Regions from separate parts of the Mus musculus genome. Here region 2 is linked to region 1. A link is a loop called in an ENCODE intact Hi-C map of the cell type or tissue named here. Cell type or tissue: heart. All regions are shown on one strand.

What was found. A loop is a pair of places that touch in the nucleus more often than their neighbours do. Peaks named below come from ENCODE experiments on the same cell type or tissue, not always from the same donor. Only the 100,000 strongest peaks of a DNase experiment are listed, where the experiment ranks them.
Region 2: a loop joins it to region 1, with 11 times the contacts of the local background. A loop is called at or near these places in 12 of 42 quality-filtered maps.

What each region holds. Positions count from the first base shown.
Region 1 is chr14:40,889,976-40,897,975 of GRCm38, reverse strand. It overlaps Sh2d4b (SH2 domain containing 4B), which reads left to right and starts at 4,662. Exons shown (of 8, transcript NM_177816.4): 1 at 4,662-5,194. The coding sequence starts at 5,011. In heart, a CTCF peak has its summit at 3,153 (motif pointing right); a DNase peak (open chromatin) is centred at 3,195; H3K4me3 peaks cover 576 bases.
Region 2 is chr14:39,528,789-39,536,788 of GRCm38, reverse strand. No RefSeq gene overlaps it. Among named protein-coding and RNA genes, the nearest start is that of Nrg3, 60 kb to the right of the region's middle. In heart, a CTCF peak has its summit at 3,930 (motif pointing left); no DNase peak of the experiment used is centred here.

The DNA of each region.
Region 1 (8,000 bases):
TGTGAACTTTGGGGGTTGGCTCTCTCCTTCCACCATATGGGAATTGAACTCAGGTTGTCAGGGCTGGGGACAAAGCTTTTATACACTGAGCCATCATCTTCACTACTCCCAACATACTCCTTGTTTTCAAGATAGTGTTCCACTGGCCTGGACCTTATCAAATAAGCTAGTCTGGCTGGTCACCCTCAAGGGTCTGCTTGTCTCTGTCTTCCCAGAATTGGAATTACAGGTGTACATGCCACCACATCTCCATTTTTTTTTTTTTTTTGAAATACTATGGATTCTGGAGTGAAAAACTCAGGTCCTCATGTTTACAAAGCAAACACTTTACTGACTGTTGCGTCTCTCCAGGCCAATAATGGGTCATGCTTGTGTTGGAATTGCTGCTCAATAACTGACAGACCATACCAGGCCAATGTAGTTTCATGTGGCAGAGGTTGATTGTGGGGGCAGAGGCAAAGAGGGAGTGACAGAGACAAAGGGAAAAAGAGAAGAAAGAGGAGCGAAGGTCAGGAAGGCTCTGCCTTTTATTTAGCCTGTGACAGAAGTGCTCACAGATAAAGGTGGGAAGTGGACTCTGGAAATGCATGCAATTGCCGTGGCAATAGAGGCACAGGTCCCGATCGCCAGTGGGTGACGTCACTGGGTTTGGAGCCAATCTGCAAAGCGGGTTCAATGCTGATGATGAATGTGGTACATACCTAGGCACCCTTAAATGTAGCTAGATATCCTATCGTCGAAGATGTCCACTTTGCTTATCCACCCCTACAGGTTAAAGTTGTTCCCAGGGTTTTGTGTTTTATGCATGGTTCCTATGTAGGAAGGATCTTCTTTTCTCGGAGGATATTCTAAGTATTGATTGCACATATACAGGTGTAGGAACATTGAAGATTTTCCTGCCTCCCCCCAGTGGAGACAAGGTCTTTTATATAACCTAGACTGGACTAAGCTTTTGGTCCTCCACTTCGGCCTCCCGAGTGCTGGGATTATAGTCATGCGCCCTGTTGCCTGGTCAGGTTTCTTATGTTTGTTACTGTTACTATGCTTAGTAGCGGTGGGATAGAAATTGCTGTTGTCTTTCACAGAGCTCTGGGTCTGTACAAGTAAGATCTTGAAAGCAGCTTCCTCAGTGCCATTGTTCCAGGGCCGGTGGGAAGTAAGTAAGCAGGACTGTCCTGCCACTGGCCTTTCAGTGGTTGTTCACATGGGCTTGCCTGTGGCCAGGATGGTGGAGTCCTCTAGCCCTCACTGCCTTGTTGGGGACATATGTTCAGGGATGACTGAGAAGCCAAGGCAAGTAGTTTCTGGCAGGGCCATTCATCCGTCTTCCCTTGACTACAGGGTCCAAGTAACCAGCAACTGAACGCCACAGCATTTGCTCAAACTCTGCTCAATTCAACCTGGGAAGTTCTTTCCTCATCTCCCCGCCTCCTTGTTTTGAGTCAGGGTCTCATGTAGTCCAGGCCATTCTCAAACCTGACAAAAGCTAACTCTGACTCTGAACTCTTGGTTTTCCCACCATCGCTGCTCACGTTCTGAGATTAAAAGTGCGCAACACACCATTCCTACTTTACATGATACTGAGTATCAAGCCCAGGATTTTGTGTGTGTTTAAAAAATGACAACAGAAGTGCCTCCCCAGCCTTTCCTTCTTTTCTATGGATGTTTATCCAGGACTACTCAGCAGTGTTCCTTCTACACCGTGAAGCAGACGAAAACACCTGCTGGTGGTTGCTTATTATCTAGCAGGGAGACAGACAAAAATACAGCAACAAATCAATAAGTAAAGTAGTGGTTTACAAAGTTCAATGCTAAGGAAAAACACAGAGCAGAGGAAGCGAGTGGGGAGAGCCGTGAGTGCAGGGTAATGAACAAACTGAGCTGGTCTGAGAACGTAGATCCATACAAGAGCCCATACACGTAAAGACCTGGGTTTGAGTTCCAGCATGGCGAAAGAACAGGATTCATATGAACCAAGACTCGGATTCGCTAAGGAGCCAAGTGGGTCCCAGGCAGACTGATAAGCCAATATTGAGGTGCTAGGGATGTGGTGTTTGATGTGTGCACTGAGTAGTCAGGTAGTGATCGGCCCAGGGTGAGGCCAGCAGGCTGCAGTCAGTGAGACTGGTGGGAGGGGCCATCCGTGCAGATCACTGGGGATTTTGAGAACCCTGTGAGGACCCGGGTTTAGACTTTAGTAACTGGGGTTTGCTCAGGAAAATAGCATGCATTGACTTGTTTTAAAAGCAGAGTTGGAGATGTGCTTAAGCCCCGACACAAGTCTCATAAAACTGAGTGTGGTGGCACATGCCAGTAAATTCAATCCTTGGAAAGGGTCAGATGTTCAGGGACCCCAGCTACACAGCTAGTTCTAGGCCAGTATGAGGTACGTACATCTAAGGGGGTATGGAGGGGCATATCCCTGCAACCTCCTTCCAGTGCCTTCTCTTTAACACTTCCTCTCAGAAACTCTCAAAGCTTTTCTCCTGCTCAGGAACCCAGGTGCCCTCCTGACTTCCCCAGGGTAGGGAAGCCTGGCTTTGCCTTCAGGGATCTTTCTAGTAGTGTTCCTCATGTAGGCTGAATTCCAGGTGTGGTGTTTGTAGAGCACATTTTAGGAATTTGAAATACATTTGACTTTAATCATATGTGTTATATAAGACCATCTAACTTACTGTATAGCAGTCAATCCCCTATTTTCTAAGAAGAAACCAATTATGTGTGTAATTTTCTGTATGCTTCTCTTTGTTTACACAGAAATAATCAAACATAATTTCTCTCATCATTTCTGCCCTCTCCCAAGTCTACTTCCCAGGGGTCCAAACACATTTTTAAAACAAATCACACTATGGACATATCCCTCGTTTTTTGCCTTTCCACTCTTACTGCCCTGGGTGTTTTCCCCTCCTCCAAACAACTGATGTCATCATCGTTCTTCGTGACAAGAATAATGTTTCCCAGCTTAGGGACATCCAGGTGGTTTCCAGAAACTTGCACAACAGACTTGTCCGGCAAGAAACGGCGTCAGTTTGCAACAGGGACCACTTCGGCCAATGAAAAATAAAACCAAAATATAACCTGTCTGAAGATGCTGCTGCGTTCCAGTCCGGCTGCACCTGGCGTGCAGTGCTAGGGTTGTGGTCCAGTTCGGTCGGCAGGGGGCGCGCCAAGCCAGACGCAGCTTCCAGGAACACGTGGATAAGAGCACTCAAGGAGCCCAGAGTGGCGGAACCGCCCCCTTAGTGTTCCAGAAATCTGACACAGCCCGTGGCTGGGTCAGGTTCACGTATTTGGTATCAATTGGCCTCCTGCCCCACTGACCTGGGATTGCTAGGGAGCGCTCCTCCCCCGCAAACAGAGCCTCAGTAGCACTAATGGAGTAATTTCTCCTATTCGTTTACAAATCCCAGGACGCCACTGCTTTCAAAGGCCTGGAACCATTCCTCTGCTTTTAATAGTGTTTTCTCTGCCTTCTATCCTGTTCTTTTAAGAATCTGGGGACACAGAGGCTAGATGTCCTTCCTGCCTTTGGTTCACCAGTGTCCCAATTTGCTTCCCTATTGCCTGGGATAAAACGCCGACCAAAACCGGCTTGAGAGAGGAAAAGGGACTGGCCTGAGAGGAGGGTGTCTGGCTGCCACATTCGTTTTTGACCCTGTGGGCTTAACTGGAGAGACTCCGCTTGGTTCTGCTTACTTTTGTGTCAGTCTTGCAGAGAGAGACAGATTCAGACTCCGGGTCTCTACCATTTCTCTTGGTTTCCGGATCCCTCTTCCATCCCTAGGGAAGTGGAGAAACTGATACCACCAATCCAACCTGCTCACAGTGCCAGATCTTGCCTGTTTTCTCCGGATAGGGTTGCAGCTTTAAACTACGAAGAGGATGTCAAATTTGAAATCTGGGTGGAGCGCTGCTGCGGCAGCCTACTGGCTGCATAGCCCGAGGCATGCACTACCTTCCTGGGCTTTCCTGTCTGGATAAAAGGACACCTATGAACAGCTCTGCAAGCAAGCTTATTAGAAAGGGAGCCTCGGGTCTCAGCAAGAGCAGCTCCTACCCACCTCAAAGCAGAAGCCTGGACATTTGTATTAAAGCAGACTAGCAAGGACTTGGACAACAAAGATATCAACAACAACCTCCCAAATGGCCCACTGGGGAGGCCTGTCTTTAAGCACATGCAGAGTTTAAAAGTCTGCTCTAGGGAAAGGAAATGATGTCATCTTTATGGTCATGAGCACTGTGGTAAGGTAATAACCCCTACATTTCTTCTACTGATTCCATTTTGTTCGCCAGTTTGAATCCAAAACAGATAGGAGGGAAGGCATTTCCTCCCCAAGGCACTTTAAGAAGTAATAACATTATCTTCCAGGTGCCCTGAAATGAGGAAGGTTGCTCATGGTGAAGCAGATACAGTTGTGGCACCTGGGGTCCCAGAAGCTTTTGAAAGTTGCATAGGCCTCTGACATTGGCTCAAAAGACATGGAATTAGTAGGCAAACAACTTCTTCCCCACCCCCTCTTATCTGCAGGGGAGGGATCAGTTCTCAGCTGGCCGGGCCAGTGTCACTGATACAGCTGGTGTCATTGTTACCTTCCACTAACAGATCACTCGACACCTCCCGACCCAGGTGGATTTGGGTCTGAGCAGATGTTTGGAGCCTTATTGTTGTAGAAACCCCAGGTGAAGCCACAACACTGCTGAAATGTGGTAATTTAATGATAAGTGATCTTAATAGGAAGCCAGGACTAGACAGCTCTCTGCCTCTGCTACCTCTCAGAGCCCCTTGGTTCTTGCTGCTTGGGTGAATAATGCTGTCCTGGCCGATATGAATCCATCATTGGCTGGGAGCTGAGACAGGACAAAGATGCTGTCCAAGGAGAGGTCATCTGGAGTGACTCCAAAGTGAGGAGCTAGGGCAGAATTGGCTCAAGGCGCTGGCCTGGCCCAGGGATCTTGTGTAGCCTTGGAGTTCTGACTGGCTGCACTCCGGTGTGCGTCCCCCACAGCATCATGCTGCAGCAGATCCTGCAGGACATGTACATCGACCCGGAGCTGTTGGCCGAGCTCAGCGATGTGCAGAAGCACATCCTCTTCTATAAGATGCGAGAGGAGCAGCTGCGGCGATGGAGGGAACGGGAGGCGTGGGATGCCCTGGCTCAGGCAGAGGGCCTGAGGCCCGCAAAGGTCAAGAGAGGTATGTGGCTTGGGGGTGGGGGTGGGGGGCGGGTCACCAAATCTTAACTAATAATGAGAAAGTTAACGAGTCAAGGCTGGGTTCTCCTTTCGTATGGGCACTAGTGTGATAAAGACTGGGGATTTGGAAGCCTTGTGCTGGGGCCTTTAGTCCCACTAGCTTGGGTTTCCAACCAGGATTATAGAAGAATGTGGCAGGGACTATGCAGGACTCAGATGGGCTGGGGAAGTGTAGACTTCCTCACTTCAAAGAAGGCGCTGTGGAATCTGATGCTTGACAATTGCATGGTGCATAACAGAGACCATTGTCTTCTTTCTTTTTCTGATTCTGGGAATTGAGTCTGAGGCTTTGTGTACTCTACTAGTAAGGTATATGCCCAGACCAAGGGCATATTCTCTACCCTTGAAAGACCCACAAAGTGAGGACTCTCCCACGTTCTGACTCAGGAGAGGCGACACCCCAAAATCCCCCACAAGAAACGGTCTTGTTGCAAACTGCAAGAGGATTTTTATTCAAGAGCGCTCTCCGGCCCACAGTCATACACCACGCAGGGGTAGAGGACCACGGCGGCCCGAGTAGCTGGGTAAGGGGGTATTTAAAGGAAGAAACCACAACTCAAGGAAGTGGGGAGGGCGTTGTTGGAAGATACCAAAGATACCAGTTAAGAGTCACAAGGAATACCTGGTAATTGTTAACTCTCAAGACAGCTTCTAAGAGCCCCTAACTATAGCACATTTGCATTGCAGGTTCTGGTAATGGTCAGGGTGACTTTCTTTGAATGAGCACTCTTTGAACCCAGGAAGTGGGTGGGTGGAGGAATGTCGCTATCTGTTTTATGATTAGCATACCTTTACAAAGGCCACATTCCCAAGCCTGGGCCTAAAGGCCTAGAATTCTGTTTTTACTTTGTTATACTTTCACCCTCAATAGCAGTTCTAGTCAGAATACATTGAAGATAACTAGGTCCTTCCTCCCTGGCATATAGACTCTGATTCTCAGCTTAGGTCTCTACTCTATATCACAGCCCACAGTGTACTCCACAGCCCACGTCTTCATGTGAGAGGATGCTGTGGGTTGTGTTTATAGTCCCACTGCGCATCTGCCAGAAGGATGCCAGAAAATTTCCTCGCATAATGAGTCATCATCTCCAAATGGCAATAGCAACTTCCGGCAAGAAGCAAAGACCCAACCTGTCTTTCAGGTACTTTATATTCAAAGTCATTTGTCAGTTAAAGCCATGTACTGGGGCTAACAGACCTACTTGGGACCTCTAGCCAGCATCAGGTGTGCTAAGGCACCTTGCACATTCTAGATTCTGCTACGGAGACTAGCTTTTGTGTATGTTGTACACACTTTATGGTCCCTTTGAAAACATTACAATAAAGTAAATGCAGAGTCACCAATAATGTGCTGGTGTTGCATACATTAAGTACAGAGATCAATGAAGCATTTTCTCTTGGTGTCATTTAATCAAGAGTGAGCCCAGATTTGAATCTTCTATATCTCTGCATCTTTCATTGCCCTCTGTCTGTTGTATGGGTCTGATTATGTGCCTGCCTGAAGGCTGTCTTGTGAATCTGTTTGTCCCTGTCTCTCTGTAGGTGTGTCTGTCCCTAACAAAGAGTTTGTCCTCTCTTTTATTGAAAAATGCAGAAAGCATCACATGGGGAAAGGAATAATGGGTTCTTCATGGAAATCTTTAACAAAGTGTTACAAGAGCTTAAGTCACCGACCCTAACTGACCCAGATAACAAAGAGTATTACAAACATTGCTATTTACCAATCAACATTTATATGTGGCATTCAACATTTTTGGTGGATATTCGTTTTATAAAATTGGTTTGAACCTATATTTGCTCTTTCAGAAACTGATGATTATAACACAGGTCCCAAAACATGCATTGCTCTTGAGTGAGGTGCATGGGAGCTGCCTTGTATGACACTTGCCTCCTGGTTCTTGAGTCACCAGTATTCCCTATACTGCTACTTCAGTCAACCGAAAGCCCTATGATCCATCTACTCAAAGATTCAAAGGCTAAAACTTGGTGCAGATCACTAATGCCAGGTAGATTAAGATTACAGCTATGCATTAGCGTAGGTTGTAAAAGTTGAATACATTTGAAATTCTAAGCAATTAAGGCTGGTTGTTGTATTGTCCTCTTAAAGGCAGATTAAACGAACAGACTGAGTACACAGTAGGATAGTGATCTTAAAAGTCTTAAGTGACCTCAAGGTATGTTACTAAGTCTGTCTGTAAAGTCCAGCAAAAGTTCTAGTCTCTTAGAATGTAAGGGCTATTTTTTTTTTTAGCTCAACTCTATACTTTGTAGCACGAATCCACTTGCTTTCTTTTTTGCCCCTGGACCCTCCCTCACTTGTCTCCATCTATTCATCAAGCAAAGTGTAGCTTTGATTTATTCAAAGGGTTCAACCCAGGCCATGTGCAGTGCAGGCCTGTTGGTGGCCTGGCTTCCGCCTTCCAATCTAACTTCCATGTTGGTCTGCCTCAATACATTCTTCAGGCATGATGGTACCGCCTCATCATGTCCACTCTCACCCTGGTCTTTTGCATGTTTTTCTTACTGTTGGTGATGTTCTTTTGTTTTATCTGTTGTCCCTGCCCCTGGAATCTTGGGAGATGCCATTGATGTACCTTTCTGGCACATAGGACCAACCCCAGTTGCATCATTTGCTACCCCACCATTGTTATTCACCATTCCCTTGTGTGACTCTCCCAGTAGATTCCAAACTGCTGGCACTCAAGCTACACTTCACTGTGTTTTCCTTCCTTGAGACTGAGCATAGA
Region 2 (8,000 bases), 1.4 Mb after region 1:
AATCCCACCAGTCTTCATTGTTAAGCTAGTACCAGAACATTTTCTTCAAAATCCTAAAAATCTAGCACAAATTTTCTTCATGCTAATCAAATGATATCATAGTGAAAATATTAAGTGTCAAGATTATCAGCAGGATCACATATCAAGTACCACTTCCAACACCAATAAATTGTAGAGAGTCTGTTAATATAAAGCACAGCCTTTTGTTACCTCATTAAGATTTCTATTCGAATCCATCCTCAGCATATATTTCTATCCACTTTTTATCTTTATTACAAAAGAATTGATATAAATATTAGATAGATATTCTCTGAGATGATTTGTGTATGTATATTGGCCCTAAAACATATAACAGAAATAGATAAAATGGTTTGAGGTGTTTCCTTTTTATTTTGAATATTTCAAAGAGTCAAAACACATCACCATAATTTTTGGTAGCTAGTAAATATTAGTTATAGTAATGAAAAAGTATTGACTTTAGAGTCTGAAACCCTAAATTCAAATCCTGAAGGTTCAAATACATAGACAAAAACAATTTTTTTCTAACTACTTTGAGCTTAAACTTCTCATCTTAGCTCAATAATTATGACTTTGTCCAATCCTTTTACATATTTAATAAGGCAATGATTTTTAGTCTTTCCTAGTTGTGGGAACTGCAAGCTATAGCGATGACAGTCTTGGCAAGAAATTTCTGCTGGTGCAATAATGGCAGACACGTTATGGGAGTGACTAACCACTTTATGATTGGATTTAAAACCTGCTCCCCACAATAAGTTGGAACTTAAGTCTTATAGTATTAGCTGTACCAAAAATCTGTGGTTATCAAGGCATTGACCCTAGGGGAAAACCTAATATTATTATTCTACTAAATGGATATGATAATAAACTGATCCCTAAATACTTTTTTGACCCCTAAATTCTTTTCTTTGTACTCACAGGTTAGTGCATCTCTCAATACTCATCAGAGAAGCTTCTTTTTACAGTAAAGTACAATTATCACAGAAACTGGTGAAAGTGTAAACAAGAGACTGTGTAGTATTCAATTCTAATCAATGCTGCCCCCAGGCTTCAGGGATCATCACAGAAGGGCTTAAGAAAGATTGTAAAAGGAAGCAGTGTAAACCTCTTTAGAAAGCAGTGTTTTTGACAGACATAGTGCTGCACCTTCAGGACCTGCACAGGATCAAGCCAGCCAAAAGTTACAGAATGGATAGGAGAGAGGCTCATGAAGTTCCATCCTAGCTGAGGGTCTATTGTCATTGATGTCTGCTAGGAGAGGCATTGACAGTTTTCTTCAGGGATGCGCCCTTTAAAAGGTTAATCATGCTCCAGTATATAGCCCTATATCCATGCTCAATAGGCAAAGTCAGAGGGTTAAAAAAACAGTAGATTTCTGAGGGAATGGTTGTAGAGAAATCGGGGATAAACCAGAGAGGCTTAAAGGTGAGTGGATTTTATCAAAACACACTACATATAGTATGCATTGAGAAAACCTAAGCTTTAGCCATACATATAATAGTTGCAATTTTTTATTGGATATTTTCTTTATTTACATTTCAAATGTTATCCCCTTTCCTGATTTCCCCTCTGAAAAAACACCCTCTCCTCTCCTCATCCTTTCCCGCTCCCCTTGCTCACCAACCCACCCACTCCTGCTTCCTGGCCCTGGCAATACCCCACACTGGGGCATAGAGCCTTCATAGGACAAAGGCCCTCTCCTCCCATTGATGTCCAACTAGGCCATTGTCTGCTGCATATGCAGCTGGAATAATGAGTCCCACCGTGTGTACTATTTGGTTAGTATTTTAGTACCTGAGAGATCTGGGGGTACTGGCTAGGTCATATTGTTGTTCCTCCTATGGGGCTGCGAACCCCTTCAGCTCCTTGGGTCCTTTCTCTAGCTCCTTCATTGGGGACCCTGTGCTCTGTCCAATGGTTGGCTGGGAGCATCCACCTCAGTATTTGTGAGGCACTGGCAGAGCATCTCAGGAGATAGCTATATCAGGCTCCTGTCAGCAAGCACTTGTTGGCATCCACAGCAGTGTCTGGGTTTGGTGATTGTAAATGGGATGGATCCCCAGGTGAGTCAGTCTCTAGATGGTCATTTCTTCAATCTCTACTCCACACTTTGTCACTGTAACTCCTTCCATGGGTATTTTGTTCACCCCTTCTAAAATGGATAGAAGTATCCACACTATGGTCTTCCTTCTTCTTGAGTTTCATGTGGTTTGTGAATTGTATCTTGAGTATTCTGAAATCCTGGGCTTCTGGGCTATTATCAGTGAGTGCATATCATGTGTGTTCTTTTGTCATTGGGTTACCTCATTCAGGGTGATACCCTTCAGATCCATCCCTTTGCCTAAAAATTTCATAAATTTGTTGTTTTTAATAGCTGAGTGGTACTCCATTGTGTAAATGAACCACATTTTCTCTATCCATTCCTCTGCTGAGGGACATCTGGGTTCTTTCCAGATTCTGGCTAAGGCTAACAGAAGCAAATTTTTACAAATACAATCCTTGTAGTTTTAAAAGAAAATATGAGTTCTGTGACCACCTTAATTTCAGAGAACTCCATAGGAAATTTGGATGGTTTGATGGTTTCCAAAATCACATAAAAAAATCTTTATTCTAAACTCCCTATATCAGGGTTTGGCACCTCTGTGCAGTCAAGGGCTAATAACTATCAGAGAATCCAATCTCAGATAAAACATGTCTACCTTTACTTAAAAACTATTGGGCCTAGTTTCTGAAATACAAACTTGTAAATATTTGTATACACACACACACACACACACACACATACATAAATATGTAATACATCGAAACATACATACTTATATACATGCATATCCATGGAAGTTACTCCAAAAATCACGTATGCGTTGGACTTTGACTGTAATTCTACCCCACTCATTTTAACATGCCTTTGGTTGAGGTGTTAAAATAACTGAGTAAAGAAGCACAGCACTTTCTTATTGGCCATGAACGAAAACAAAATCCACCACACCATATCATTATTAAAAACTATTTGTGAATGAGACAACAACTGCCACGAGTGTGTGTGAACCAGTGAATTATGCAGTGCCTACCTAGCCTGACTCCAGTTGTTTCAATGGCCTCTTACAAAAAAGAAGTTACATTCCAGCTGACGTTCAATTGGGAGTAAACTACTTCACTTTTAAATTATAGAGGAAAATACATCATTCTTGAGGGTTTATACATAATACAGGTATGCATGCATGCATATACATGAGTGAAAGATACACAGACCATGCATGTGTGTATGCATGTATGCTTGTGACAGAAAAATAAGACTGTGCAGTTACTCATGTGTAGGCATGTAGCCCCACTTCTTGTTTACAGGAAAATGGTTCCAGAATGATCTTAACATAACACAACCCATGCTTGTTCACATCTCTGCTATATAATGGCAAGGGATTTTCATCCCTTGTACTATAAATTGTCTCTGGGTTTATCCATGTGATCTATAATTGAATCAGAGCACTGTGTCAATATTTGTTGCAAAACATTATTTATAAATTAATAGGGAAAAAAGATGTATGTACACAGACCTTCTAATAAAAATGCAGCAGTTTGTTTACAAATATGTTCTGCTCACAATAAACTGATCCCCCATATGTAGAACAGTGGTTGTGGGGTGCCAACTATTTTCACATACACACATTTTATACACACCTTGTCCCTTCTCCAGACACAAGAGGCATGTGTCTCATGGGGGATACTTGAATAGCTCCATCTTGCCTTTGAAAATTATCACGTCTTTTGCTGAAGAAAACTGTCAACCTTGTAGTGATAGTCAGTAGCATGGCATCAGTGGAACAAGTGCTGGTGTGAAAATCACAAGAGCTATTTGGGGCAGAGAGCAAAGCTGGGTAAGGACACACAAGAGAAGATCTTGCGCTCCCCCTAGAGGCTGGTGTGTGCAGATGCTTCCCTAAGGTTTTGGGTTTTGTTGTTGTTGTTTGTTTTAGTTTGGTTTTGTTGTTGTTGTTTTTCCCTTCTTGGTCCTGAGGCTCAGAAACAGCAGTATCCTTCAACAGAATAACCTGCTATCAGAACATGGAAAGTAACAGAAAAGAATCTTTCTTGTTTTATTTTAATCGTCCCTTAATTGGCCATCTGGAAAAACAACAAAAGAAGTAGAAATCTAGAAATCCCAGTAACAGCTCCCCACAGAACTTCATAACACCATTACATTACATGAATTAGAAGCAGTTATATATTTTGTGAGCCTCAGTAAGCAGCTAATGAACTGACATTTTCTCTTTTGTAATAGCACATCGTGCTATGTCCACATGACAGTATAAGTCTAGGGGACAGCTGATGATGTCAGAGGTAGCAATGACTTTCCCATCACTTCATAAAACTGGTTTTGAATCATCATTTATTCAGTCGTTTGTTTACACAGAGTAAGGAAAATTTTGTCAAACTTATTTTAAAATTCTATTAAAAAGTAGAGGGCCATATCATTCTTCAGATATGTAAGAAGTCTACCTTCCTTTTCTTCCCTCTACTTTTAAGTTTTTTAATGTGAAAACTTATTTCTGGTTGAACCTTTCCCCAATCATCTTCTACCCAGTGTGTCTCAATAACTAAGGATGTCCTTTAGCACCTATACATGTGGATTATCTACCCTTGCATAACTGACTTGACTCTTTATAAACTGCTTGAAACTGTAGAGAGTTTTAGAATGCCAAAATTCCAGCATTGTTTGCACAATGCAAGGAGGATCCTAAAATAAAACATGTTGGTTGAAGCAGCTTAGACTCTTCAAAGCAAATTCCATCATTATGTGAGACTATCAGAAGAATAAAGCATGAAATTGCTAGTTCTGAATTCATTGCAGCCTTCCACAGAGCACTATGTTATCTGGGGAAACAGGGTGGGCAGGAGGAACAGAAAGGAACAATAGTAAGTTTTCATGTGTTCAGTTTTGTGTATCTCCAGCATCTATTCATTCACTCTGTCTAGAGCCCACCTACTGCCATCTGACAGGCATTTGTGTAAATAGCACATTAACAAACTCTCTAGTTATTTATTGCTAGCGTTTTTTTAAACGCCCCCAAAACCACATCTTTTAGCAACATCTTATAATTTTTTTTCTCTTGGGGTTCTGTGGGTTTACTGGCTCAGTTAGCAACTCTCACTTGTTTGTGTAAGGAGACTTCAGACCAAAGACAGGGTAAAGGAAAGAGATGTCCGGCTTACAGAGCAAGACTTGATATGATACTGGCTCTTTTCTGGAGGCTCAAAACATTTTTGACCCTGGGACCCACATATGTTTCTGGATGATGCTTAGATTTCTAATCACCTACCACTTGGACTGTAGGAGGGAAATGGCTCCCAATCAAGCATTATAAGAGACTTTAGGAAGAAGTCACAAGCTCCTTTATGCATCACCTAGGGAAGAAAATGACACCTTGCTCTCCAATTACAATCAACCAACAAAATCATGAAAATGCTCCAGGTCTAAGAGGAATGAACCAAAGGCAATGTATTCTAGTTTTTGTGATAAGGAATGTCATACCCACACAACTAATGACAGCAGAATTTCCCACAAACTACTACAAAAGATAAGTGCAGCCCTGTGATTTCCATAGCATAGAAAACATTTTTTTCTATTGATACAAACTGACATGTGTTCTTCATGAATAACAAATTAAATCAACAAAACTTTACAGTGATGGTATCTCAACTCCCAGGTAATCTCTGAACTTCCCTTATTCCCATTAACATGCAATCCCTATGTTTAATGTTGCATGTTTAAACTATTTCCAGCTACCCCCAAAACATTACTTTTGGTTCCTTGCACTCTTATCACCTTAATTTTAGACTGAGTGGACTATGTCCAAGGATACAGCCTACTTTCTTACACTACACTTATATTAGGCAAACCTCCAAGCAATTTCATGGTCTTGCATTCTTGAAACTAAAGCTCAAGGTAGCTTCTTTTTATTTGTGTAACACAGCAGGATTCAGTGCTTCCTTCAGCCCTAAGCCATTGGTATTGAATGTTGAAGAAATGAAGAAATAATTAAGTTTTCAAACCCTCTGAAAATGGCATGCCCTTAGAACATGTGACTCGTTTCAGTTTTGTCCTGTCTCAGAATTAAATTAACTTGGATATAGAATAAACTTTGTTACTAAGTAAAATTTCTTTATTTTTTTCTTTCTGAATTTATCCCATAACTTATTTGTCCCTAAGTTTGCCTAATCAGATGAAATCTTCATGAGTATTGTGCCCCCACTAGTGTGTTCTCCCTGAAGATAATAGGTTATCAAATTAAGCCTGCTGAGAGCCTAAAAATCCATTTTCATTGTTTGAAATATCAACTTATACCAAGATATACAAAGGGTTCTTGCCAAAGCAGTGCTCCTTAAAAGAAGTCAGGAAAGAATGAGTTTTCCTACAATCGAAAATTTTCATTCCTAGTAAAACTATGCTTCAGATAACATGAATTTTGCATTTAAGAACATAAAAAAAGGTTTAGGCTCAAGAAGTAAACTGTTCTTTTTATTATCACCAACTCAGCAAGTAATCTTTAAAGTTCTTATGGTACTAATGCTGTGTCTACGCAAGCCTCCACCTAAATCAGCTCTTTTCATCTTGCAGGTCTCGACCCCTTTTTTTGGGGGGGAGGGCTTCACATGTCAGATATTTATATTATGATTCATAACAGTAACAAAATTACAGTTATGAAATAGCAATGAAATAATTTTTTGATTGTTGGTCACTTCAACATGAGGGACTGTATTAAAGGATCCAAGTGTTAGGAAGGTTGAGAGCCACTGACTTAAGTGAATATAAAAATAGAGAAAAGACCTTGAGAGGCCTGGAGAAGGGACAATTGCTGGCATGAAGCAGCTCATTACTTATGTAAATGCAACCAGAAAGAGGCAACACAAAATGGTGTTTGCCTTTGTTTCAAGATGCAAAACACATAAATCCTTTAAAAACATTTTGAATCAATCATGTAATACCCAAGGAGCAGAGCAGGTATACAAAGAAACTAGATCTTTCCCCTGTGGTTGCCTTTAATACTCATAGGAAATCTTTTTAAATATCAATCACCAGAAAAAGATACTTTTATTTTTAAAGTGTACTTTAATTTTGTGTATGTGTTTGCATTTGTGTGCTGGTTGTAAGCATGTGAGTATAAATGTCCCTGGAAGCCAGGAGATAATAATGTTCACTGGAGTTAGAGTTACAGGTGATGTGTGAGTTAGAAGGTAAACTCAGTCCTCTACAAGAGCAACAAACACTCTCCACTCCTGCCACCCTTCCTGCACACTGTCCAAGTGTTCCTTACCATCAATCCATACATAACTTTCTTAATTCATTCATGAAGTAGTGTGTGTAATGTGTGTGTAATGTGATGGGTGCGTATGCACAGATTTCACAGTGTGTTTATGGAGGTCAGATGACAAATGGTTCAGTTGATATTTGCTTTCTACCTTTGTGCTGAGTCAGGGTCTCTTTTGTTTTACTATTGCATTGAGTATTCCAGGCTACAGTCTGCAAGTTTCCACTCAGTCCTCCTGCCCTTATACCTTTTCTCTACATATGAGTGCTGCAATTATAGATGTGCACCATGCATCTGCTTTTTACATGCATTTTAGGAACAACTCAAGTGGTCAAGCTTGCATGCATACTGTTTTTGCCTCCTAAAACATCTTGCTCCTATTGCTTTCATTTAACATAAGCCCATATTTAGGAAACCTTTTGTCCAGACAAATAATTTTATTACTCATTATTATAGAACTTTCCCAGAACAATGCGCTTTTTATTAGTTCATCAATAGGAAGTAGTAACAGTTACTATTTCTTTATACAAGTTCTTATGATGTAGCAGAGGCTGTCCTCAAACTGGCAATCTACTGTGTCAGGATTCCAAATACTGAGATTACAGGCATGTACCACTATACACACAGCCAACAGGTATCTCAGTACTTCAGATTTTGTCTATACTCCTCCTTCAA